Linked DNA regions of Homo sapiens: all the other regions are linked to region 1. The links are chromatin loops, found by intact Hi-C in ENCODE. Cell type or tissue: K562. All regions are shown on one strand.

Region 1 (8,000 bases):
TCAGGGAAAGGTCAGAGAGTCCTTCCTGCGCCTGCCATTTCTCAAATTCCATCTGCTTAAAATATTCAATATACCAAGGTGCCAAATTTGAGGTGGCGTGTCCTGAACCCCCTCCCCATGGAATGTGGCCATTCCAGAGGGCAGCTGTGACCTCCTTGGAGGTCCAAGTGAATCACAGTGAGGCTTCAACCACTCCGCCCACACACATGCTGTGTCTTCCATTTCCTGAAGCACCCTGAGGCCCTTGTCCCATTCGATCTGCTCAGGAAGCGATGAGGAACACTGGACAGATTTCACTGGCCTTAATTCACTGGTGCAGGGAATCTAGATTCGAGGGGCTCAGTGTATTCCTGCCCCCGACCTGCTATTGCAGATCCCTCCAACACCTTGGCCAATGCTCTTTGCCAACAAGGTCCTACTTGTCCTTTCAAGTTCAGCTTAAAGGTTGCTTCCTACAGGAAGTCAGCCCCAACTGCTCAAGCTCACCGACTGATGCTATGTCTTCAGAGTCTGCCCGCCCCCCCACTAGACTGGAAGCCCCATGAGGACAGGGACTAGGTCTGATGTTTTCACCACCATCCTCTCCCCAACCCCCAGGACAGCACCCAACCCTGGGCATGTGGTAGATGATTTGTAAATATCTGTGGGGTGAATGAGTTCGTGGTGAACATGGTGGTGGAGTCCTTTCAATGCAACACTTGCTGCTGGGGTGGATGAACAAGACACCTTAGGAAAGGAACATCCAGGCCCCCGTTCCTTCCCCCAACACTCACATCATTCATTCATCACAAAGGAATTGAGTAGTTACCATATATCAGGGACAATGATGGAGATAAAGTGGTGAACAAGACATAATCAGACCTGCTTTCGGGAGGTTTCTGATCTAGTGGGTGAGGAGAGACACACTACAAAAATGCCTTTAAAATAATAAGGAAAAACAGTTACAGTGTGTGATGAGTGTGGTGAAGGGAATAAGGTACAACTGTCCCTCAGGATCCATGAGGGATTGGTTCCAGGACACCCCCAAGCAGATACCACAATCCTAGGATTCTCAAGTCCCACATATAAAATGGCACAGCATCTGCACATCACCCACGCACATCCACCTGGATCCTTTAAAGCATCTCTAGATTACTTATAATACTTACTATCATGTAAATGCTAGGTAAATCATTGTTATACTATATTTTTATTTGTATTATTTATATTGTTGCATTATTATTTTTTTTCTCTGAATATTTTTGGTCCACGGTTGGTTGGATCTGCAGATTCTGAACCCATGGATCCGGAAGGCCAACTGAAATGTGATAGAGAGGGGTGAGAATAATGGAGTGAGGGCATTGCACAGCTCCTCATAGGAGATACCTGGAATGTATCTCCAGGAATCTGGAGACATCTGAGCACAGATCTGTAGTATAAGAAGCCAGCCAGGCAAGGTTGGGGCTTGGGAGGGCACTCCAGGTAGACGACATGGCAAGTGCAAAGGTCCTGGGGTGAGAAAGAGCTTGGTGTGATCTGGGAGCTGACAGAGGGCCATTGCCACCAGAGCACAGTGAATGGGGAGGTCAGCTGACGTTCACTCTCTGTGCCCTAGAAGCTGCTGAAGGGTATGGCATGCTCTGATATGCGGTTTGTCAAGCTCACCTTAGTTCCTGGGTAGAGAGGGTGGGTTGGAAGTGCCAGGGAACGAAGACAAAGCCGTCCACAGAGGAGCCTGGAATCTGACTTCCAGGTATAAAGTATTCAATATACCAAGGTGCCGTATTTGAGGTAGCGTGTCCTGAAGCCCCTCCCCATGGAATGTGGCCATCCCAGAGGGCAGCTGTGACTTCCTTGGAGGTCCGGGTGAATCACAGCGAGGCTTCAACCACTCCTCCCACACACATGCTGTGTCTTCCATTTCCTGAAGCATCCTGAAAGCCACAGGTGGTGGGGAACAGCTGGGCGGGGCAGGGTGGACCTGGGGGCCATGTAGAGAAAGCCAATGCTGGGCTGCACCTTTTGATGTATGTTTATCAGGAGGGAGACTCGGGAGAGCTGGAGTAAATGAAAAAAAGAGGCTGAGAATGCAGGGCGCTGGAAGAAATGCCACTTCCTTTATTACTCTGAGGTGCATCGGTTCACATGTACACTCAACAGTGCACAATAAGCGTTGGCTGCATTTGAGGCACATAGCTACGGTGCACAAAAGTGGCTAAAATCAGCCCCTGCCTCTTCGGAGCTTACAGCCTGTTCCTCTCCCTTCACGCCCGTTGGCCTATAAGCTCCTCCAAGGCTCAGCTATATCTTCTTCATCTCAGTAACCCCAGGACCTACTTGGCATTTAGAAAGGAACAATAAATATTTGTGGAATGAAAAGAGAGAAAGGGGAGATAAAACACGAGATAAATAGCTAACAATTCAAGTAATAAAGTGATCGCTGTCATAGAGAAGATTCAGATATAATACAATGATGAATCAGAGATGCAGAGACTGGGGAAATCAGGGTGATGCTGGCATTTGAAGTGGTTCTAGAGGCATCAGTGGGTTTTAGACAAAGAGGAGCTGGGAGCTGATTCTCTGGTCAGAGGGCCCCATGTGTGCAAAGGCATGGCAAGAGGAAATTGACCAAGTAGTGGCAAGACCACTCTATGGGCAGACAATGGCTTCTAAGCGGAAGCTCTCTGGAATCTGTTCAAATGAAAAAAATAAGGGATTGATTTTTAAATAGGCACATTAACTGTTTGGTTCAAAGAGCAGAGGGGTTTGTTTCCCTTTGAAAAGTTAAATGATCCTTCTACAATCTATTCATGTGGAGACCAAACTCTTTTTTTACAGTTGATACAAAGAAAAGTGCCATCTGACCCTCGTTGATTTCAAAGTCTGAATTCTCCAGCTCCCTTCTCCCTCTGTATATTTTCATGAAGCATACGTCTTCTTTCTCTAAAATATACCTAACAGGTGCTGCTTGCCACATGAAGTGGTCATTCATTTATTGATTCTTTTGACCACTCAGCAAACACACGTTGTTGTTGCCAGGCACTCAGCAACAACAAACACAGGCCCTGCCCTTATGAAACTAACTCTCCAAGAATACGCTCAGTTCCTGACCTGCTGGAAACCCGTTCCTCTCTCTCCCACCCAGAGTTCATCCAGGAGTGTGAATGAGAGAGAGTGGAATTGTTTATTTTATTGTTTTTAACAGATTATGCCTCTTAGCATTAGAATTGAAAGCCCCTGGCTTTCCACCCCAAGTGGGAACCTGGTCCCCCTCTCAAAATCAGGGGTGATTTTAGAAGACAGGGTTGCAGGTCTCCTCCCAGCCACTAGGGGGATGCTCAGCAGCCTTCAGCAGCCTTAAATTTCCCATCAACTGGCCAGTGGCTCATGCCTGTAATCTAGCACCTTGGGAGGCTGAGGTGGGAGGATCACTTGAGCTCAGGAGTTCAAAACCACACTGGGCAAAATAGTGAGACTTCTTCTCTAGAATAATAAATAAATATAAAATTACATATCAACTGAGCAACAAGCCACCCACTGGTGGTGTCTATACCACAGGCCAGCTCACTGACTGCCTGCATCAGGATCACCTTGGAAGTTGCTTTAAAATACCAATTGCTGAGCTCCACCAAGACAGAATTTGATTCAAGCCCAGAGCAAGACCTGGGGAACCTGGAATTCATTTGCTAAAAAGTCTTCCAGGTTAAGATATGGGCAGTGAGATTTGGAAAGCCCGCTTCACACAATCCCATCCACCTGCTCGGATGTGCACACTGGGGTCAAAGAATTCAATGGCCGGCACCAAGGCATAGATAATTCTAATTGTTGCTGGTCCCTATCTGCCAACAGGTGGTTATTCTAAGGCCCCTAAAGCCAGACCACTTTTAATTGAAGATGATGAAATAGCCAGGCCAGCCAGTGACCTAAGAGTCCATTCCCTGAGGCCAGAGTGAACTCACAGGCACCAGCCAGCCCTGGAGCTTGAGCTGCCCGCATACCTGGGCTGCCAGTCATTAGCAAAGCAATAATAGCTGGCATGTGTGGTGCACTCATTGGCCAGACCCTGGGCTAAACTCCTCAGGAAGTGAGGCCTTGCCTGCAGGCCAAAGGGAAGGCCAGGAGCAAGATGCTCTTTCTGTAGCTCCCTGGCCATGACACTCTCCCCAGAGATAGAGTGTGCGCATGCTTTCCAGCTAGAAGTTCCACTGGACCCAATCCCAGGCCTCCTACCCCCAGAGCTCTAATTAGGAAAGGGGGGCCCCCCTTTGTCAGGTCCCAGAGCAACGCTCCGCTCAGACTGCAGGAATCTGCTCTCAGCCTTCCTCCCTGGTTCTCATCTCTCTGACTAGGACCCTCCCTTCTTCATCTCTGGGTCCTCCATGCTCAGCCCAGCTCCTGGGATAGATGCCCAGGGCCTCCGTAAAGATTTGTCGAATCAATGGGCTGAAGGGTTGTATTCCAATGTGGAATTATCATTTCAAACAGTTAGCAAAACTCTTTCCCAACCCATCATCTGGTTTAACCTGTGGAGCACAGATCTCAGACTCATTGAATCCTGTTATTCAGATGCTGACATGGAAGAACGAGAGGAATGGTCACTTGTCCAAGGTCAAGCAGGTCGTGCAGTGGGAAGCCTGGGTTAACGCCCAAGCTGTGGCACTCCATGGGCCATTGGAGCCAGGTCCACTTGTGGGGCCCCTGGGCCATGGAGCATGGTGAGCAGGTCATCCAACAAATGGTAATTGTTTTGTTTGTTTGTTTGTTTGTTTGTTTGTTTGTTTTTGAGACACAGTCTTGCTCTGTCGCCCAGGCTGGAGTGCACTGGCACGATCTCAGCTCGCTGCAACCTCTGCCTCCCAGGTTTAAGAGATTCTCCTGCCTCAGCCTCCCGAGTAGCTGGGATTACAGGCACCCACCACCACACCTGGCCAATTTTTTGTATTTTTAGCAGAGACAGGGTTTCACCATGTTGGTCAAGCTGATCTCGAACTCCTGACCTCAAGTGATGCACCCGCCTTGGCCTCCAAAGTGCTGGGATTACAGGCATGAGCCACTGTGCCCAGCCCCAACAAACAGTAATTGATGCCCACCCTGTGCCAGGTCACTTAGTAGGGGAGACTGACACGTGAGCTTGTCTCTCCACCCCTACACACATGTGCGTGTGTACACAGAGGATCTACCCAGGATGCTTGGTCCCTCCAAGTAGAAAGTTGCCAGGATCAGTCATCACCTTAAAAAGAGCCACAGCTTGGCAGTCCCAGGCCCCTGGATGCCACAGCCAGGGAGAGCAAGTGATGCCTACTCTTGGCTCTGGGAGAGGGACCTGGGAAGCCAGTGCCCTGCATTTTCTCTGCTCTCTTGGCTGGTAGCATCAATTCCATTGACTAGAGGAGAAATCTGTTTAACCTAATGTGTTTCAAATGCTCCGCCTCAGTCCCCATGGAGCTGGGCACACTCCCCTGCTCCCCATCTTCCCCTGCCCCTGGCACCTTCTCACTGCCTCCCCCATACCGGCATTGACCTCTCAGGTTCCCACTTCTTCTCTCCTTCTTCAGGGGCTGCCTGGCCTTCTCTGCCTTTTCAAAGCCCAAAGGTGCTCCAGGCCCAAGCTCCAATGCTCAGCTTGACGCAGCAGCCCTCCCCAACCCTCTCCCCAGTGGCAGAATTGAACCTGCCTGCTGTGCCCAGGGAGCGCCCCATGCATTCCACTTTAGCCTTCTCCTGCTGGCTCCCACCTGTCCACTCGCATGTCTACTGTCTCCACCAAGGCCATGAGCAGCCCAGACAGGGCAGGGCTGATTCTTCTCCATGGCTCCTACCTCATGCATAGGAGCAAGCTCCACAGAGGACCGGCACCATCTCCCTAACTCTCTCCACCTCCTGTTACTGAAGGTGGACACTCTTCTCCTCTTGTTCCTTGACTTTCAGTCTTTGATTTTCCTTTTTAGAATGATATTCTTCTCTTCTTTCTCTCCCCCCTTTCCAAGAGCCCACTTCCTATTGCGGTGCCCTTTTCCTGCCATCCTGTGCACACAGGCTTGCACGGTGTTTTCATTCCCTCTCTCCCCATGCATTCTTGCATCTCTTGGCTAGGAGTCCCTCTGTGGTCCTCAAATCTCCCCTGCAACACAGACTCCAGATCTTGATGCCCCAGAGGCCCCTGGAACTTCAAGGAGGCTCCCGTTTCCAATTTAGAAGGAGGGTCAGGGGTATTTCTCCTTGGTTGGGTCTTGGGTTAGTGAAGACATTTGAGGCAGGGAATTGAGATGATCCCTGTTGCATCCACAGCTGCCACTGAGTTCTCTACCTACCTTCCCCCACTCTCTATTTGACCTTGGACCCACAAGGAGGCCACTGGAACTCCCAGAACACACCCTTCTGACACCAGCCTAGCTCCCCAGGGAGGGAAGCACTTGCAAAGCTGTCTGCTGCCCTCTGGTGATGCACTAGGGTATGGCAACTTGGGGGCTGGGGGTCGGATTTGGTGGGGGGCGTCTTGCCTGGGGCCCCCAACCACCAAGGATGGGTCTTGTTTCTCAAGGCTAGGGACCCTCCCTTATTCATCTCTAGGTTCTCAGTGCCCAGCAACGGGTCTCAGGAAAGGCTCGTTAAATTAATGGGCTGTCAGGTTATCCAAATATGGAATTATGATTTCAGCAAAACTCTTCCCCACCCATTGTTTGATCAAACCCTAGCAACCATCCTGTGCAGTGCAGATCTCAGACTCTATTTAGGGGGCTCAGGTGCAGCCCAGAGAAGAGAAGCGACTTGCACAAGAGCTGAGAGCTCCCCGTTAAGGCAGAATTTTCCTCCCCCGGCAGCCTCCCCAGCTGAGGAGGCTGAGCCCTATGCTCATGGAATAGGGTGGGGGCACTGGGGTCACCTGTTCCCACCTCTGGGTAGTGGCTTGCCTTGATCAGGGGCCTTCCAGAGACAGCATCTTCACCCAGAATCAGCCATCAGGAATTGTAGCCCAGTGCCAGGAAGCACCCTGGGGGGAGTAATGGGAAGTTAGTTCCGATGTTGAATGCACTTTGGCATGTTTCAAGCACCTCAAGTAAGGGCTTGACTTAATTATTCATTCGTCCTTTTAGAAGTGTTTGTTTATTAACTGTAGACATCGGGAGACAGAGATGAGCAGGACAGGTAAGTTCTCTGTCCCCATGGAGCTGACATTCCCAGGGCTATGCTAGCAACACAGAGAGAGGTGGGGAGGCAGTGGGGCTCTGCCAGGAAGAGGTTGGATATGGTCAGCAAGGGTGAGGGACACAGGCATCCATGTATTAAATCATCCAATCTGCAGGTGAGTTTGAGGACCACTGTTATAGAACATCCTTGGTCATTAGAGAGAACTTGAATTGTATTCTTAGAGTGATGAGGAGTCATTGAAATTGACCTCGGTTTGAGTTTTACACTGCCAAATGATGAAGCAGGGAGATTGGGGTGGGGTGTGATGGGGCTGGACAGGCGGAGGTGGAGAGAAGAAATGGGGATGAATTAGGAAGCAGACCTGGCAGCACTCGCTGATGGGCTGGAAGGGGGACACCAGAAAGTGAGAGAGAAGTTAAACGTGGCCCCTAGGGCCATAGCCATTGCATTTGGGAGGAGAGGGGCTCCTTCCTGAGAAGAGGTGACTGATGAAGACTTGCTCTGGCTGAGGGTGTAGGACAGAACTCACGAGTTGTTTGAATCAGATTAGACATGTCTGTTAGATGCCTGAGCACAGCCAGCAAGTAGGTTGGTGGAAACACAGGGCGGGGGAGAAGTTGTGACCACAGATACAAATATGGGAGCCACCAACACACGGATGCCACTTAAAGCCACCATCCCCTCCAGACTCGGGACAGATCTGCTGGCAGCCTTCAGACATCACCCAGGCCAATCCTCTCATTCTCCACCTGAGAAACCAAGGCCCAGAGACTGTGGATGACTTCCGTAAGGTCACACAGCAAGCCAGCCGCAGAATCAAAAGTCAACTTCTGACTCCTAAAGGAGAACTGTTTCCATTCCACAGTGCTCAA
Region 2 (8,000 bases), 280 kb after region 1:
CCCCACCATCCCGTCCTCCATTTTTATTTCTCTCTGAACCTTGAAAGACAAGGGTTCCGGCAAATCGCTCCCGCTGGCTGATAGAGCCTGCAAGTGTCTTGCGTCGCCCATCCACATCCTTGAGTCAAGTCCTGCCCTGCTGCTCAGACTGACCACCCTTACTTCTGGCCCAGGTCTGGAGGGCAGATATCTCAAGACCGCAGAGACAGGGACTGAGCTGTTCATCCCACCTCGATGCCTCTGGCAGGACACAGTGGACAGGGATCAGCTCCTTGTTGGTTGCCAGGTCAGTGAGCCCAGCCACCTGCTGCCCACCTGCTCTGGGGACAGAGGAATCAGGAGCGTGTGTGGCTGAGGTCAGACTTGCTCACTCATTCATCACGCTCTGCTTCTTTCCTTCCTGCACACCTTGTAAGCCGTGGTTCTCTTACGTAGAAATTAGTCGACTTATTTTTTGTCTTCCCACTGCAGGTAAGCTCCATGAGGGCAGGGCCCAGGGCCTGCCCTGTCACAGTGGGTCCCCAGGTCACTCATCCCCACCTACCTCATGGCAGAAACTCAATCAATATTTGCTGAACAAGAGAGGGCCTCTGTGAAGGAGGCCAGGTTATTCCCATTTATAGGTGAGGGGACCAAAGCTCAAGGGAAGAGCATACGAACCCAGGACCTGGGAACTGCAAGCCTTGTATTATTCTCCATGCAGGCTGCCTCTTGGGAACCCTGCTTTAGAAGGGACAGTGCAGTCTAAACTGGTGCATGCAAATGAAATGCAAATGACAATGCAAATATCACTGGCTGGCTTACACAATGTCCTGGCCTCTGGGAGGATTCTCTGAGTGACACTGTCGGAAGCTCTGCTGCAAACTGGTCCCTCCAGGTGGCAGCTGGAGTGGGAATAGGAGAACACCCAGAAGAGACAGGGGGAGCAGTTACAACACTGGTCCTGACCCCAGCCACTCCATCATCTAAGGTCTTTGGAGGGGTGCTCACTGTCCAGTGGGCTCAGGCCCTACCCTCCCCATTCTGCAGAGAAACCAAGGCACACTGTTGAGGACTGGAATGGAATGGAGCTGAAACAAGGACCCCACCATGATGAGGAGGATCGGAGTTCTCAACCCCTGTACCCGGCTTTATGCATATAATCTCATTCAGTCCTGACACACCCTTTGCAAGAGGGATCTGCATGCTTCATTTTGCAGATGAGAAAACTGAGGCTCAGCAAGGTCAGCTAACTCGCCTAAGGCTACAGAGCTGGCAAGTGTGGCTGGCATCAATGCCCATTTAAACCTCTGCACAGTTCCGCCTCGCTCATCCCTGTATTTCCTCGTCCTCCTCACCCACACACACCCATGTTGTTCCAAGGATTGCCTCTCTGCTCCCGCTGTGCTCCAAGACCCCCCAGTCCTTCCAGCCTAGAGGAAGCCCTCCTCTTCCAGGGAGCCCTCCCTCATGTCTTCCTCTTTGGGAAGCCCTGCAGCAGGGAGAGACTGTGCCCGCAAATGTGTGGTTTCACTTCCTCTGTATTTCTTGCATGAGCCACCGGGCATGGTGGCTCATGTCTGTCACATCTCTCTATTTCTTCAGCCCCCACCCTAGTCAAGCCACCCTTATCTGTCCCCTGGGAGACCCCCACCACGTCTCCTCATTCCATCTCAGCCACACGGGCCTCCTTCCTCTGTTTCCAACACACCAAGCTATTGCTGCCTCAGGATGTTTGCACCAACCGTTCCCTCTACCTGAAGCCCAAAGCCTCTGGCCTTTGTTCAGCAGTGTCATAATTTGAGGTCTCAGCTCATAGTGCACCCCTAAGAGTAGCCGCCGCCCCAGTGGCTCCTTATCTCATCCCTCTGTTCACGTCTCCTGCAATCCACGATGATCTGTTTGTTTCTTTCTTTGTCTCCCTCCCTTAAGGTGTGAGCCTCAAGGGCAGGGACCTTGTCTCTTTAGTTTGCTGCATATTCCCCGCACAGAGGAGGCACTCAATAAATATTTGTTGAATAAATGAATAAATCAACTAGTCAATTGAACAATCAATCATGAAAGAGGGTTTTAATGTTTCGAAGAGGCTCTGGGTCCAGAGCCACCATGAACAGCCAGCACCAAAATCCCAGAGAGGTGACAGGGCCACTCTGGTCTCACTCAGTCAATCATATGGTCAGTCAACAAACTCTCACTGGGCTTGCTCATCCAGCAGGCACAAAGATGCAGCAAGAAATACGATGGGTGTCCACCCTGCCCCCTGAGCTCGGTGTCCAACAGAGATGTTGAATGGCAGCTGACAAAACCACTACTTCGACCCAGGTCCCACTTGGGCCAGGACTCTCCACCACCACTGCCCTGAGTCCAGCCTTGGCAAGACTCTGAGACCCGGGTCTAGGGAAGCCATTCATTGACTCAATTTCTGCTCACTGGGAAGCAGTAAAGTGATTAGCAGTGTGGACCTGGGTTCCAATCCTGTCTCTGCCACCTACTAAGAGCATGACTCTCTGCAATGTGTCTAGGCCTCTGGGCCTCAGTTTACCCATCTGCAAATGGGGACAGTAAAGGCATCTCCCCCATGGAGTTTCTCCAAGGAGAAGGGGTCAAGAAGGACCTACCGTGGTGCTGGGCACATATGTGAATGCTAGTCACCACTACTGAGCTGCCCGAAAGGAGCCAAACTGGGGCCCGGGGACACAGAGTGGATTCAGACACTACTGCAGAACACTCCCAGACCACAAGGCCATGTGACAAGTGTAACAGGACAGAGTTGTGGGGAGCCTCAGGGAGCCGCAGGGCCTGGAACCCACCCTGGCAGCCAGAACAAGTTCCCAAGCCTATTAAGCTGGGTCAAATCGCCCTGCCCACAATCCCATCTTGTTTTTGTTACTTAAAAAAAAAAAAAAAAAAAATTCTGGCCGTGTGCAGTGGTGCACACCTGTAACCTCAGTGCTTTGGAGGGCAGAGGCAGGAGGATTGCTTGAGGCCAAGAGTTGGAGACCAGACTGGGCAACACAGTGAGACCCTGTCTCTACCAAAAATTTTAAAAATTAGCTGAGCGTGGTGGCATATGCCTATAGTCCCAGCTACTCAGGAGGCTAAGGTGTGAGGATCACTTGAGTCCAGGAGTTGGAGGCTGCAGTGAGCCATGATTGTGCCACTGCACTCCAGCCTGGGCAACAGAGCAAGATCCGTCTCTTAAAAAAGAAAAAATTGAAAACCGAAGCCAGGATGAGGGTGTTGTTGGCTCAGTCCCTCCCTGCCCATGTCCCCTCATCGGTTCTGAGGCCTCACCAGGTGGGCAGCAGCTGAGACCTGGGATCTCCTCTAGGAGCTGGAGGGGTCTCCTGGGTAGAGGGAAGGAGAGAAGAGAGAAGCCTCTGCTTAAATCCAGGACCTCTCGTCCTACCAGGGGAGCACACAGGTTTTCGCAGCCCAGCTGGCTCAGGAGGGGCTCTGTCCTCCAGAGCAGGGCTACCCGGGCCCAGCAGGGGCTGTCAAGGGGGAACCTCATTTTAAGCCACGGAGCCCTTTCTGCTCATGAAAAGGAGCCTGCAGGTCCCACAGACAGAACAGAGGACTAGAAGTCGGGAGGCACCAGGCAGCCTTGCCTCCCCAGAAACTAACCAATCCACCAGCTCCCTGTGCAAATGGGGAAACTGAGCCCCAGGAGGCACGGGAGGGTGACTTACCCAAGGTCACACAGAGACAAGACTGGCACTCAAGTCCCCTCGCCCCCACGGACTCACTGCATAAGAGGGTAAAAACAGCACCAAGCTCTGGATGAAGGGGTTGGGAGTGAGTGACATCTGGCCAACCCGACCCCCAGCTCCGTCTTGCCTAGGGCAGCCCCCAGCCCAACCAGGGACCCAGCTCCTTGGGACGGATTCGCCCAGGCCTTGACTCTGCTGGCCCCCAGTGGCCATCTGTGTTGTTCTTCCAGCACCAGGTCCCTGACTGAGCTGACAGCTGGTCCAGGGGCTGAGCCCTGGAGTACGACAAAAATATGCAGGAATGAGGGAGCGGGAAGCCGAGGTGAGAGGCCACAGAAACAAGCTTGGCCTCCTCCCCTAACTCCTCCCCACAAACACAAACCTGAAAGAGACGCTGGGGAGAAAGTGGAAGCCAGTCAGTGTGGGGTCAGGAGCACACCTCTGGGGGTCTTTGGACTCAGACTGAGGCTCCAGTCCCGGCTATGGTGGACGGTAAAAGGCAAGAAATTATCCTCAGCTGTCCTCCCACACCAAGGTGCCGTCTATTTCCGCGCCTCCCCCCCCACCCCCGAATCTGGCCTACCCTTGGTTTTGTTTGACAAGTAGAATGCAGCAGGAGTGGTGCTGTGTGAGTTTTAAGGCTGGGCCTTAGGAGACCTGCCTCAAGCCCAGGTGTGGTGGCTCACGCCTGTAATCCCAGCACTTTGGGAGGCCAAGACAGGCGGATCACCTGAACCCAGGAGTTTGAGACCCGCCTGGGCAACATAGTGAGACTCTATCTCTATAAAAAAATTTTTAAAAAAATAGCTGGGTATGGTGGTGCACACCTGTAGTCCCAGCTACTCAGGAGGCTGAGGTGGGAGGATCACTTGAGCCCAGGAAGTTGAGGCTGCAAGTGAGCTGTGAATGCCCTGCTGTGCTCCAGCCTGGGTGACAGAGCAAGCCCCTATCTCACAAAAAAGAAAAAGATCCACATAATAAGCACACAGTAAACAAACAGGTCATTTTCACCAGGTCATCACTGTCACCACCACTGCCATCATCATCAACACTCTCATCGCCACCATCACCACCATAATCATCATCACCATCATCACCAACATTATGCTTTGTGACCACAGAAAACTAGCTGAGCCTCTCTGGGCCCAGGAAAGTGGTGCCTTCCAAAGCGGGCAGGACCCTCAGCAGTGGAGATGAAATGTAGAAAGCTCTCTTCGCTCTCTCTTCAGCCCTCCCTTCAGCCCTCCCCCACAAGGACCAGCACAGACGAGTGAGTTTCCACCCCGTCTTCACTTCTGGGCAAAACTCCCTGAACATGTGGAAGACAGAGTCAGCTTTTTAGCATCTGGGGCTTCCTTCCCCCACATTTGAGCTCACCAGAGCCCACCGGCCTCAGAAAGTTGTCCCTGATCCATTGCCCCCACTTGTCTTTCTGAGAAGGCCTGGACAAGGACAAAGACACATTTGAACAGCCCACATTCTCCAATTATTGGTCTTTCACAAAAATCTCCTGAACCCCCACCCCCTGGGGCCATACACTGTGCTGGTTCCCGCACCTACACAAACAAGATGAGAACAACCTTTGGAATCAGACAGGCCTAGACCCAGGCAGACCCCTTTAATTCCTAGGCACATAAAGGTGGACAAGTCATTTAGCCTTTCTGTGCTCCGAATAACAGATAGATGACTGAACACAGGAAGCCCTTCCAAAGCTCCTCCAAGACCTTCTCTGCACGCTCATCCCAGGGTACCAGTATCCAGGGCAGAGTCTGGTATGGACTGAACAGTGGGGCTGCTCTTAGGCCTTCATGGACGCAGGTGTCCTGCCCTCCAGCTCCATGGCGAGTGGGCTGAGCATGATGTTCTCACCCACAGAGGGGACTCCCCCATTCTCTGGACCTTGCTTTTCTCTCTGTTCCCAGCTCTGAACCACTTCCAGCCTCTGGAGAAGGGTTGAGCTGTCAGTCAACAGCCCTTGGGATATGGGCCTGGCTAGGGCCTCTGCCGTGGCCTGGCTTTTCTTTATCACTGATGGCTTTGCCAGATGGTCACCTGCACAGGCCATTTGAAATACACAGGAACCTTTCATCATGGACAACTTGAGGCCAGGAGTTTGAGACCAGCCTGGCCAACATGGTGAAACCCCGTCTCTACTAAAAATACAAAAATCAGTAGGGCATGCTGCCACAGGCCTGTCATCCCAGCTACTCAGGAGGTGGGAGAATCACTTGAGCCTGGGAGGCAGAGGCTGCAGTGAGCTCAGATCATGCCACTGCAGTCCGGGCTGGGAGACAGAGTGAGACTCCATCAAAACAAAAACAAAAACAGAACCTCTCAGGATTTGTAATGACAGCTGCTACCACATCTCAAATGCCTAGATGTCCCAGGCAGAACTCTGGGACCTTTCCATATGTGCCGTCAGCAAACATTTATTGAGCACCTACTATATGCCAGGTGTTTTTCTGGGCACTTGGGAGATAGTAGTGACAAACACAAAGCTCCATGACTGTGCAGAGCTGATTTTTCTCTCAGGGAAAGAAAGAAAATTAAATCATAATAAATAAGTAAATTATGTAATAGGTGGTAAGGGCAATAGAAAAAGACAAACTGCATGGGGAAAAGGGATTGATCCTGCTGAGAGAATCTCAGTTTTCATCAGGTGCTCAGAGTGGACCCCACTGAGAGATGATTTTGAGCAAAGACCTAAAGGAGGTAAGGGGATGAGCCAAGCAGGCATGTGAGGAAGGTTTAGCCTGTGGAAAGACCCTGGGGCAGGAAGAGGCTGTCCCGTTCCAGAACAGCGAGAAGGCCAGAGGGGCTGGAACAAAGTGGAAGTAGCAGGAGACGAGGCCCAGAAAAACTCTGGCTTTACTCTGGGGCTTGCTGCAGAGTGCTGAGCAGAGGGACAACAGGATCTGACTCATATTTTTCAATGCTCTCTCTGAAGCTGGCACAGTGGCTCACGCCTGTAATCCCAGCACTGTGGGAGGCCGAGGTGGGCAAATTGCTAGAGCTCAGGAGTTCAAGACCAACCTGGACAACATAGCGAGACCCTGTCTTTACAAAAAAAATACAAAATTAGCCAGGTGTAGTGGTGTGCACCTGTGGTCCCAGCTACTCAGGAGGGTGAGGTGGGAGGATCACCTGAGCTCAGGGAGGTCAATCAGCCATGATCACATCACTTTACTCTAGCCTGGGCCGCAGAGTGAGACCCTATCTCCAAAAAAAAATTTAAAAAGCCCGGGCGCGGTGGCTCATGCCTGTAATCCCAGCACTTTGGGAGGCTGAGGCAGGCGGATCACAAAGTCAGGAGATCGCGACCATCCTAGTTAACACGGTGAAACCCCGTCTCTACTAAAAATACAAAAAAATTAGCCGGGCGTGGTGGTGGGCGCCTGTAGCCCCAGCTACTCAGGAGGCTGAAGCAGGAGGCATGAACCTGGGAGGTGGAGCTTGCAGTGAGCAGAGATCATGCCACTGCACTCCAGCCTGGGTGACAGAGCGAGACTCCATCTCAAAAAAAAAAAAAATTTTAAATAACTTCCTCTGGCTGCTGCGTGGAGACTTGTAGGGGGCAGGGATGGGAGCAGTGAGGAGGCTGCCTAGAGTCCAGGTGTGAGAGGATGATAACTCAGAGCAGGGTGGCCCAGTGGAGGCGGGTAGAAGAGATCAGAGCCAGGATGTATTCTGAAGGTAGGGCCCTGTATTAGTCCGTTCTCAGGCTGCTATGAAGGACTGCCCGAGACTGGGTAATTTATAAAGGAAAGAAGTTTAATTAACTCACAGTTCCGCAGGGCTGGGGAGGCCTCAGAAAACTTACAATCATGGCAGAAGAAGAAGCAAACACATCCTTCCTTACATGGCAACAGGAAGGAGAAGTGCTGAGTAAAGGGGGAAAGGCCCTTTATAAAACCATCAGATCTCGTGAGAACTCACTCACTACCACGAGAACGGCATGGGGTAACCGCCCCCATGATTCATTTACCTCCTACCAGGCCCCTCCCATGACAAGTGAGGATTATGGGAACTACAATTCAAGATGAGATTTGGGTGGGGACACAGCCAAACCATATCAGGCACCAACCAGGACTCCCTGATGGACTGGATGTGACTTTATTTCAGCTTCCTGGCCCCTCCGAGAGGTGGGCATGATTATTCCCATTGTATTTTATTTTATTTTATTTTTATTTTTATTTTTATTTTTATTTTTTCTGAGACAGGGTCTCACTCTGTTGCCCAGGCTGGAGTGCAGTGGTGCAGTATCAGCTCACTGAAACCTCCACCTCCTGGGCTCAAGTGATCCTCCCA
Region 3 (8,000 bases), 380 kb before region 1:
CTCAGCATGCAGGATGTTTATTAGGAAGCCTTTTGGAAACACCACCCATGGAAGGGAGAGGATGGAAACAGAACTGGGCAGAGGGAGAATTTGAGCTGGAACAGAGTCCCAAAATGATCTTGGCCAATGGCACTTGGCTAGCCAGAGTTTGAAGGGCTCTTCAGAGTCTGCCCAAGTTGGGGGTGAGGGCTAGGTGTGGGTCTCCCTGGGGAGTGAGCAAGACTTGGGTGTGGTGACTTTCTCCAGCTGAGGCAATCCTCGAAGGGGGCTGGCAATTAGGATCTGTGAGTTGGTAGCCCTCCCAGTAGCTGGGTGCCCAGTCTCTCCAGTCTTTCATTCCTGAAGGATTGCCTGGGTAGCACATCACAGAGCTTAGCCCAGAGGCTTTCGGAAGTCTCCTCTAGGTCAGTCCTACCCTGACCACTCTGGGACCCAGGTCTGCTTCTCCTGGCTCTGCTGTTCCTGACCCCACTTCCTGTTGGCTGCATCTTTTGTCCCCAGGGTCCTGATCTCTTGCCTTCAGACCCAACCTGACAATTGGATGTGGTTACTAAGTGCCTGGGGAATTTCTCCCCTGTTTCTGGGCTTCCCTCTGACCCCAGTAAAGCCTTCTCTAGAGGAAGGACGTGAGCCCTTGTCTTCACCAGCCAGCTCCTGGTTTTTGCACTTATGGAAGGGAGCCATGTCGCTAATCATGCAAAGCAGCAGATAATACAAAATCATTTACATTTGTCCTTCAGTTGCATTACGTGATTGCAAGGGGATGGAAGAAGTGTGATGACATCAAGTAAGTAAGGGCACTCTGGATACAGACTGCCTAGTGTGTACCTCGGCTCTACCACTTACTAGCTGCATGACCTTGAGTAAGTTATTCAGCCTCACTGTGCCTCAGTTTCCTAACCTGAAACTGAGAATTTAACAATGGTACCTATATCATACAACTATTGTCAGCGTAATAAATCATGACATATCCAGCCCTTGGAGTGTTGCCTGATTCATAGTAACTGCTCAATAAATGTTTGCCTTGATGGTAATGTTTGGTAGAAAGTTTTGTTAAAATATTTACTTTTATTAATTTTTTAGAGACAGGGTCTTGCTGTGTCACTCAGGCTGGGTGCAGTGGTCCATTCATAGTTCACTGCAGCCTCGAACTCCTGGACTCAAGAAATTCTCCCGCCTCAGACTCCTGAATAGCTAAGACTACAAGCGCATGCCACCATGCCTGGTTAATTTTATGTTTTTTTTTCTTTGAATTTTTGTAGAGATGGGGTCTTGTCATGTTGCCTAGGCTGGTCTCAAACTCCTGCCCTCAAGTGATCCTCCCACCTCAGCCTCCCAAATTGCTGGGATTACAGGGGTGAGCCATCGCATCTGGCCCAAATGTTATCTGCCATCAACTTCACTTAATTGGAGTTGACCCAGAAGATTTGAAATGGCAGGAGAAGTTGTTCTGGCATTAAAGGACTTCCATGAATGTTACACAAGTAGATCAAGCCCAGACAGCCACCTAGACGGGACATTGAGAGGAGTCAGCACCAGGGACAGCTCCCATTCTCCATCTCAAGAAAGATTTTTCCTCCAAAGGACAACGAATCACAGAAACGATTTCAACTGCTCATCCTCCAAGCCCCTTGACAAGATAAGCGTCCCCCAGAACTGGGCCCCAAATGTTCATCATCCAGCGATGATGTCTGTGTCTAATCAAGATTGCCCACAGGAGCCATGGAGAAAAGACTGAAGGAGCGAGAGAGAGAGAACTTAAGAGTCCTGGGTCCGTCCTTACCAGTGCATGTACTTGAGGGGTGGAGATAGGAGAGGGTCCTCCTCCCATGCTCTGGGGCACCCTTTTCTTATCTGCAAAGCAAAGGAGTTTGTTCTCCCAAGACTTGCCAGGCTCTGGCAGGCTTTGGGTCTGTGCTGGTCCTCTGGGGATGGAGGCCATGAGTCCCTGGGGCCAGCAGATGGCACCCTCTGTCCTGTGTCCACCCATGGGGCAAGCTTTCCTGGCTGGCCACCCACAAGACACCGCTGAGGATCTGAAAGTTGGCTGGAGTGAGTGGAGTCCTTGAACCCTGAGTGTCTCCGCTCTCCATTATTCCTTCATTATCTGCTTCCCAAAACCCCATCCCCTGCCTCTTATCACCATGGCAGCAGGTGCTGAGGCTGTGCCTGCCTTTGAGATGAATGTTTGTCCTGTTCCTATCTGACCCTGTATTGCTGCCTGGTCCTCTGCCTTCCCCTGAGAGGTCTGCATTGCAGGGCTTGGGGAAAAATCCACCCAGTTCTTTCTCTCCTCCACCCCTCCTGTCCCCCACTGTAGGACGTTCTGGGTTGGTCCAGCACAGTGGAGCCATAGGGTAGAAGGGAAAGGGAAGCCCCAGCCTTGCTTCCTGTCCCGTGCTGCTCTTTTGCTCCAGGAGGGGCTTGTGTTTGCTGGGAGCAGGAGGTGATGCTCTCTGAGTCACAGGAGGTCAAGAAGTGGAAATGAGGTCCTGAGACATGAGGATGATAGATACTTTAGTCTTGAGTACTTGCTCAGGGCCAAGCACACATCTCACTTAAGCAGACGATGCAGGCACCATCATTTTGAAGTCTATGGCCAGAGAGGTTCAAGTATTTAGCAAAGGCCACGCAGCTAAGGAGTAGCAGAGCGGAACATCACACCCAGTCTGTCTGACTCTGGGGGTGAATTAAACAATGTGATGTTGTGGGGAGAGATCTTGGCCAAGAGTCAGCCAAACGGTTCTGATCCTGGCTCTGCTCCTGAACGCAGTTGTGTGACCTTCGATGAGGAGCTTCCTCGGTTTCCCCATTGGGAAACAGAAGGATTGGACTAGGATGCTCTCTAAGGATCCTCCAGCTCTAAGAGTCTATGAATAGACTTTCCCTGAGATGAGAGCTTTTTAAAAACTGTTTGCAGGAACCCACATATGCACAAACCCAGCCTTATGTACAAATGGAGTAGGCGGCAGCCTGTATGGTGTGAATGATGGCTGCTGGGAAGGGCCCCTGCCCGAAATATTTCCATCGCTCATCCACTGCCAATGTGCTTGGAGTCTGCCATTCCAGAGCCATGCCTTCACCAAGTTCCTATTTCAAAATGCAAGCACCTCAAGGCGGCCTAAGAGATTATGTCCTTTATTTCTGGGGGAAGGGAACTTTTATTTTGATGGATGCCAAAACTGGTTTGCATTTCCTGAGTTTAAAGTAATTCTCTTGCAGGTGAGAGTAGCCTGCTCAGTGCCAACTGGGAGAGCAGAACCTTCCTTCCATTCAGTAGTTGGGAGGGAACTGGGGAGGCTGCTGGAGGATGCCTGCTGCTTTATGGAGCATCCTCGGCTTTGGCTCCAGGTAGACGTGGGCTTGAATCCTGGCAGCCGGGTGACCTTTTGGGATACACTCTGACTTCCTCCTTCCTGGAGCCAAGTCTCTCATTTCCCTGGGACTTAGCACACACAGGCTGCTGGAATGGCTTCTTCCGGAAGAGGAGGGATCCAGCCCCACTGAGTGGGTATGTTTCCCAGGAGAGGCCTGGAGGCTGATGCCTGGGAAATGCCAACACCTCTCCCCTGGCTCCTCTTGGCAAGCCCATCTCTGCACCCCTCCCTGTCTTTCCAGCAGCCCATTGGAGGCTGATGGACAGGAAGGTGTCATTTCCTCCTCCCACCCAACATCACCACCACTTCCCTCACCCTGTCCCCTCCTGGCTCCGAGTAGCGGTGAAACTCTTCCCGATGAGGGGTACCTGCACCATCCAGACCCTCTCTAAATGGAGGGCAGCCATGCTTACTGGGGCAGGTAAGATGATGTGGGAGGTGCCTGGCACATGATGGGTGCTTGATGCATGTTGGTGACACCCCACCCCTTTCTGTTCTCCTTGCATTTATGAGGTCAAGTTAAACATGGGGGGCACAACCACATGGTGAGCTTGTGGCTGAGCTATGGCCACACACACTCTTCTCTCTCATAACCCATTGGTCCATTCAGCCCTAGAGATCTTGACAGAGGGCAACTGTCACAGAGCCACAAAATAGCAGTAAGGGACATTGCCTGGCACAAAGTAGGTGCTCGAATGATTGTGCTATACTCAGGATAACATCTAGGGTCCTTCCTGGGCTCCTCTAGCCTCTGTAGGGTCTATCTGGCCCCTCTCCAGCTCTTTGACTTTGTGTCTTGCTACTTCCCTGCTTGCTGATTCCACCTTAGCTGCATGAACCTTCTCTAACTTCCTGGAACATACCAGGACCTTGCAGCCCTCCCTCTGGAATGGTCTCCCCCAGTATCTGCATGGCTTATTCCCTTGCTTCCTTCAAATCTCTTTACATGTCACCTCGGTGAAGAAGACTTCCCTGACCACCCTAACTAAACTAGCACCCCCGTCACTCCCTATTCTTTAAAGCATTTGTCTCCCTTACCTTATATATTTCTTTGTTTGTTTGCTTATTGTGAGAATCTAGCATCATACCTGATAATTTTTTTTTTTTTTGATATGGTGTCTCGCTCTGTCGCCCAGGCTGGAGTGCAGTGGCGCGATCTCAGCTCACTGCAAGCTCCGCCTCCCGGGTTCACGCCATTCTCCTGCCTCAGCCTCCTGAGTAGCTGGGACTACAGGTGCCCACAACCACGCCAGGCCACTTTTTTTGTATTTTTAGTAGAGACAGGGTTTCACCGTGTTAGCCAGGATGGTCTCGATCTCCTGACCTTGTGATCTGCCCGCCTCAGCCTCCCAAAGTTCTGGGATCACAGGCATGAGCCACCGCGCCTGGCCCATACCTGATAATTTCTACAACACATTTTTGTTTGCTGCTGTATCCCCAGCACTGAGAACAGTACCTGGCACATAGGAGGTGCTCAGTAAAGATCTGTGGACTGAATGAATGGATGGATGAATGATCCATGTGGGCAAGACCAGTGTTTCTAACACAAGTTCTCCAGATCTCTAGAGGGCGCCAGAGGCCATCCCAGGGGTTCTGCAGCTGCTCGAAAAGGGGACCAAGAATTTACCTAGGATTAAATCCATATTGGCTATTGCTTAATAAATGAAGTTTGTTCTATAACCATCCATTCAGAAAACATTTATTGAGCACCTACTATATGCCAGGCACAATGCCAAGCATCAGCATTACGACGCTGAGAGAAACAAGCACATTTATGCCATTTTGGAGCTGGCAATGTCATTGGGGAGCTCATGATATTCAGAGTGGGGTCCCAGGGCGGCTGCACCAACAGAATTTCTGACTCCATCTCCAGATGGTCCTGACAGTTTTCGTCTGCATTTGGAGCAAATCTGCCTCCTTGAGAACATTTCCTTCTTCACCCCAGCCTTGGCCTTCCATCTTATAAATGAGACATTTGTACAGGAAGATCCTTAAGAACCTCTCTGGCTCCCACGTTTCCTGGCTCCCGGGGAAGAACTCAGGAAGACAGAGGCATTGGGTGCTTCTGATCTCAGGAGAGCCTGAGATATGGAGGGGCAGCTTAGCACTGGGGTCCAGATGAGGACACTCTGAGTGCCAGGCTTGGAGGATAGCTCCTCCCTGATGCCCGCTGTGCAGGGAGATGGTTCTTTTCCTTTATCAGCATCCTGGCACAGCATGCAAGGAGCTGCCTTCCCTTGAGTGGCAAAAGCCAGGCTGAGTGCCAACTTATTAGGAATAGCTTCACCACTACCCAGAGCCAGGAGGGGCCAGAGTGGAGGATGTGGTGGTGATGTTGGGTAGGGAAGAGAGGGCGAGAGCTTCCCATTCATCAGCCATCAGCCTCTGACAGGCTGCTGAAAGGGAAGGGAGGGGTGCAGAGATGGGCTTGCCAGGAGGAGCCAGGGAGAGGCGGTGGCATTTTCCAGGCACCAGCCTCCAGGTCTCTCCTGAGAACACACCCACCCAGTGAAGCTGTTGCTGGCTGGATCCCGCTACCCCTGGAAGAAGACATTGCAACAGCCTGTGCGTGCTGAGTCCTGAAGTGAGGGATTTGGCTTGCGAGGGAAGAAGTCAGAGCAGAGCTGGAAAGGAAGACTTTTATGGGGAGAGTGGGGAGGACTGTCTCTATAGAGCCCCACCAAAAAAAAAGCAGGAAGTGTTTAAGTCAGATACTAGGAAGAACATCTCGGCAGGACCAGTTGTCATTTTATTATCAAAGAGGACTGTGGATACCTGTGTAGAGGTTGTTGTGTCTGATTTCTGAATCATCCATATGAGCTCTGATTCATTCATTTGTTCATTCATCCATCCATCTATCCATCCATCCATCCATCCATCCATCCATCCATCCATCCATTCATCCATCCAACCTTCCATCATACATCCATCTTACTGTGTGCCAGTGCTGAGCCCTGGGCAAGGGAGATAAATAAGACAAAGTCCCTGCCCTCCAGGAGTCTGTGAGTGGGACAAGGCACATGCCTAGCTAACTAAAACACACAGCCAAAGTGGGTGGTGGCATCTTAGAAGGACCAACAGGAGATTAGAAGAGAGACGACACTTGGGACCAGGTGGTCACAGAAGGCTTCCTGTAGGAGGTGGTATTTCAACTGGGCTTTGCAGTATCTCAGAATACCCAGGAAGACAGGACAATGTAGACACAGACTCAGAGGTGGGAGAGTGCAAGGCCCAGGCAGGAGTGTCAGCCTACCATGTGGCTGAGGCATGTGGTTTCAGCAGGGGTGCTGAGGTCACCTGACCCTGGCCTTGGCAGGAAGGCTGGGTCACCTGAACCATGTCTAGCCTATCAGTAGAGTCCATTCTCCTGGCTACATGATTGGTTCCAGAATGGCATGTGAGCCAAGATGTTCCAATGAGAATCAGCCATGGGATTTTTGCTGGAATCACCCTCATCCCTTATGTCATTTACAGCCAATGGAATTATCTTCTACACAGCCTCTGGTGGAGAGATAGCCAGACCAGGAACTGAAGTTTGGGCTTGAGCTCTGGCTCTGTTCCATGCCCAATATGTAGTCTTGGGCAAACTCTTGCCTCCCTCTGGGTCTTTGTTTCCATGTTTGTAGAAGAAGGAACTCAAGGTAGATGACCTTCGAGGTGCTACTAACTTTTTAACTCTGGAGTTGTACATCTCTTAGTCCCATTTCCTCTCCATCCCGATGCCACCATCTTGTGGGGAGGTGTGTGTTTGGGGAGGAGTTCTGCTGGGTATCTGAGCACACAAACACAAAAACATCCAGCAATTGTTATTATCTGCAATTTCTTGGCTCTTCCTTGCTGTGCTTCTGCTTTCCTCCATTTTAACAAGATTGGGGGGAAATTGACGAGGCTTTGCATATTGAAAGAAGCTGAAAACCCTGCCTGACTCTCACCCTCCCTATCTGACAGCAGCTCAGGGAGGATGGGCTGCCTGTCTGCCACTCAGCAGAGCCCAGCTCCAGCCCACAGCATGGAGGCTCAGGGGCTCTGTCTCCTCCTGGCATCTCCTCTGTCTCTGTTCCCCATAAGACTTGGGAAGTTCATTATTTCCCTGACTGGCTTTTCTGGCGAGACTCAAATTAATTTTCCATCTCTCCTTCTCTCCCAAGCTTCGCAATCATTAAATGCCAGGGAAAGTTAAATAAACAGCTGATTTACAGAAGCATTTCCTTTCTTTCTTTCTTTTTTTAAAAGCAGGAACCTCTATTAATCAGTTGTGCCGAGAGCGGTCTGATTAAGCAGTTCGCGCGCCCTTCAGAGGAGCAAGTGTGGGGTCAGCGGGCCTAGCGACTGGCAAGAGGCTCCTAATCTGGGATAAAAATAGCGCAGGCCCCTGTCCCCTCCGTCTTCTCCCCACAGAGGGGGGAGGGGGGCAGGCCTTTTCTGCATGGAGGGGCAAAACAAGGCACTTGGCTCAGACCTGAGGTCTCTCCACTATCCTGAGCTGAAAGACTTAAAAAAATATTTTCATATTTTCACTCAACTCCGCTGTTACACAGAGACTCAGAGAGGGGAAGGCACCTACCCTGGGTCACACAGCAAGGTCACGGCAATGCTGGGATTAGGATCCTGAATTTCAGTTTG

What was found. Hi-C counts contacts between places; a loop is a spot of excess contacts. Peaks named below come from ENCODE experiments on the same cell type or tissue, not always from the same donor. Only the 100,000 strongest peaks of a DNase experiment are listed, where the experiment ranks them.
Region 2: a loop joins it to region 1, with 3 times the contacts of the local background. A loop is called at or near these places in 20 of 110 quality-filtered maps.
Region 3: it touches region 1 in a loop (6-fold over the local background); 4 of 110 quality-filtered maps call a loop at or near these places.

Annotation. Positions count from the first base shown.
Region 1 is chr1:18,296,596-18,304,595 of GRCh38, forward strand. All of the region lies in intron 3 of IGSF21 (immunoglobin superfamily member 21), which reads left to right. LOC124903863 (a long non-coding RNA gene) reads right to left here and starts at 1,736. Exons shown (of 2, transcript XR_007065516.1): 1 at 1-1,736. RefSeq lists enhancers at 1-696, 990-1,515, 3,520-4,147. In K562, CTCF peaks have their summits at 3,307 (motif pointing right) and 6,423 (motif pointing left); DNase peaks (open chromatin) are centred at 3,286 and 6,416; H3K27me3 peaks cover 269 bases.
Region 2 is chr1:18,571,873-18,579,872 of GRCh38, forward strand. No RefSeq gene overlaps it. Among named protein-coding and RNA genes, the nearest start is that of PAX7, 55 kb to the right of the region's middle. RefSeq lists enhancers at 5-504, 3,280-3,858, 3,859-4,436. In K562, a CTCF peak has its summit at 3,895 (motif pointing left); DNase peaks (open chromatin) are centred at 3,899 and 7,321; H3K27me3 peaks cover 1,518 bases.
Region 3 is chr1:17,918,095-17,926,094 of GRCh38, forward strand. No RefSeq gene overlaps it. Among named protein-coding and RNA genes, the nearest start is that of LINC01654, 140 kb to the right of the region's middle. In K562, CTCF peaks have their summits at 1,943 (motif pointing right) and 4,942 (motif pointing right); DNase peaks (open chromatin) are centred at 1,527, 1,947 and 4,957.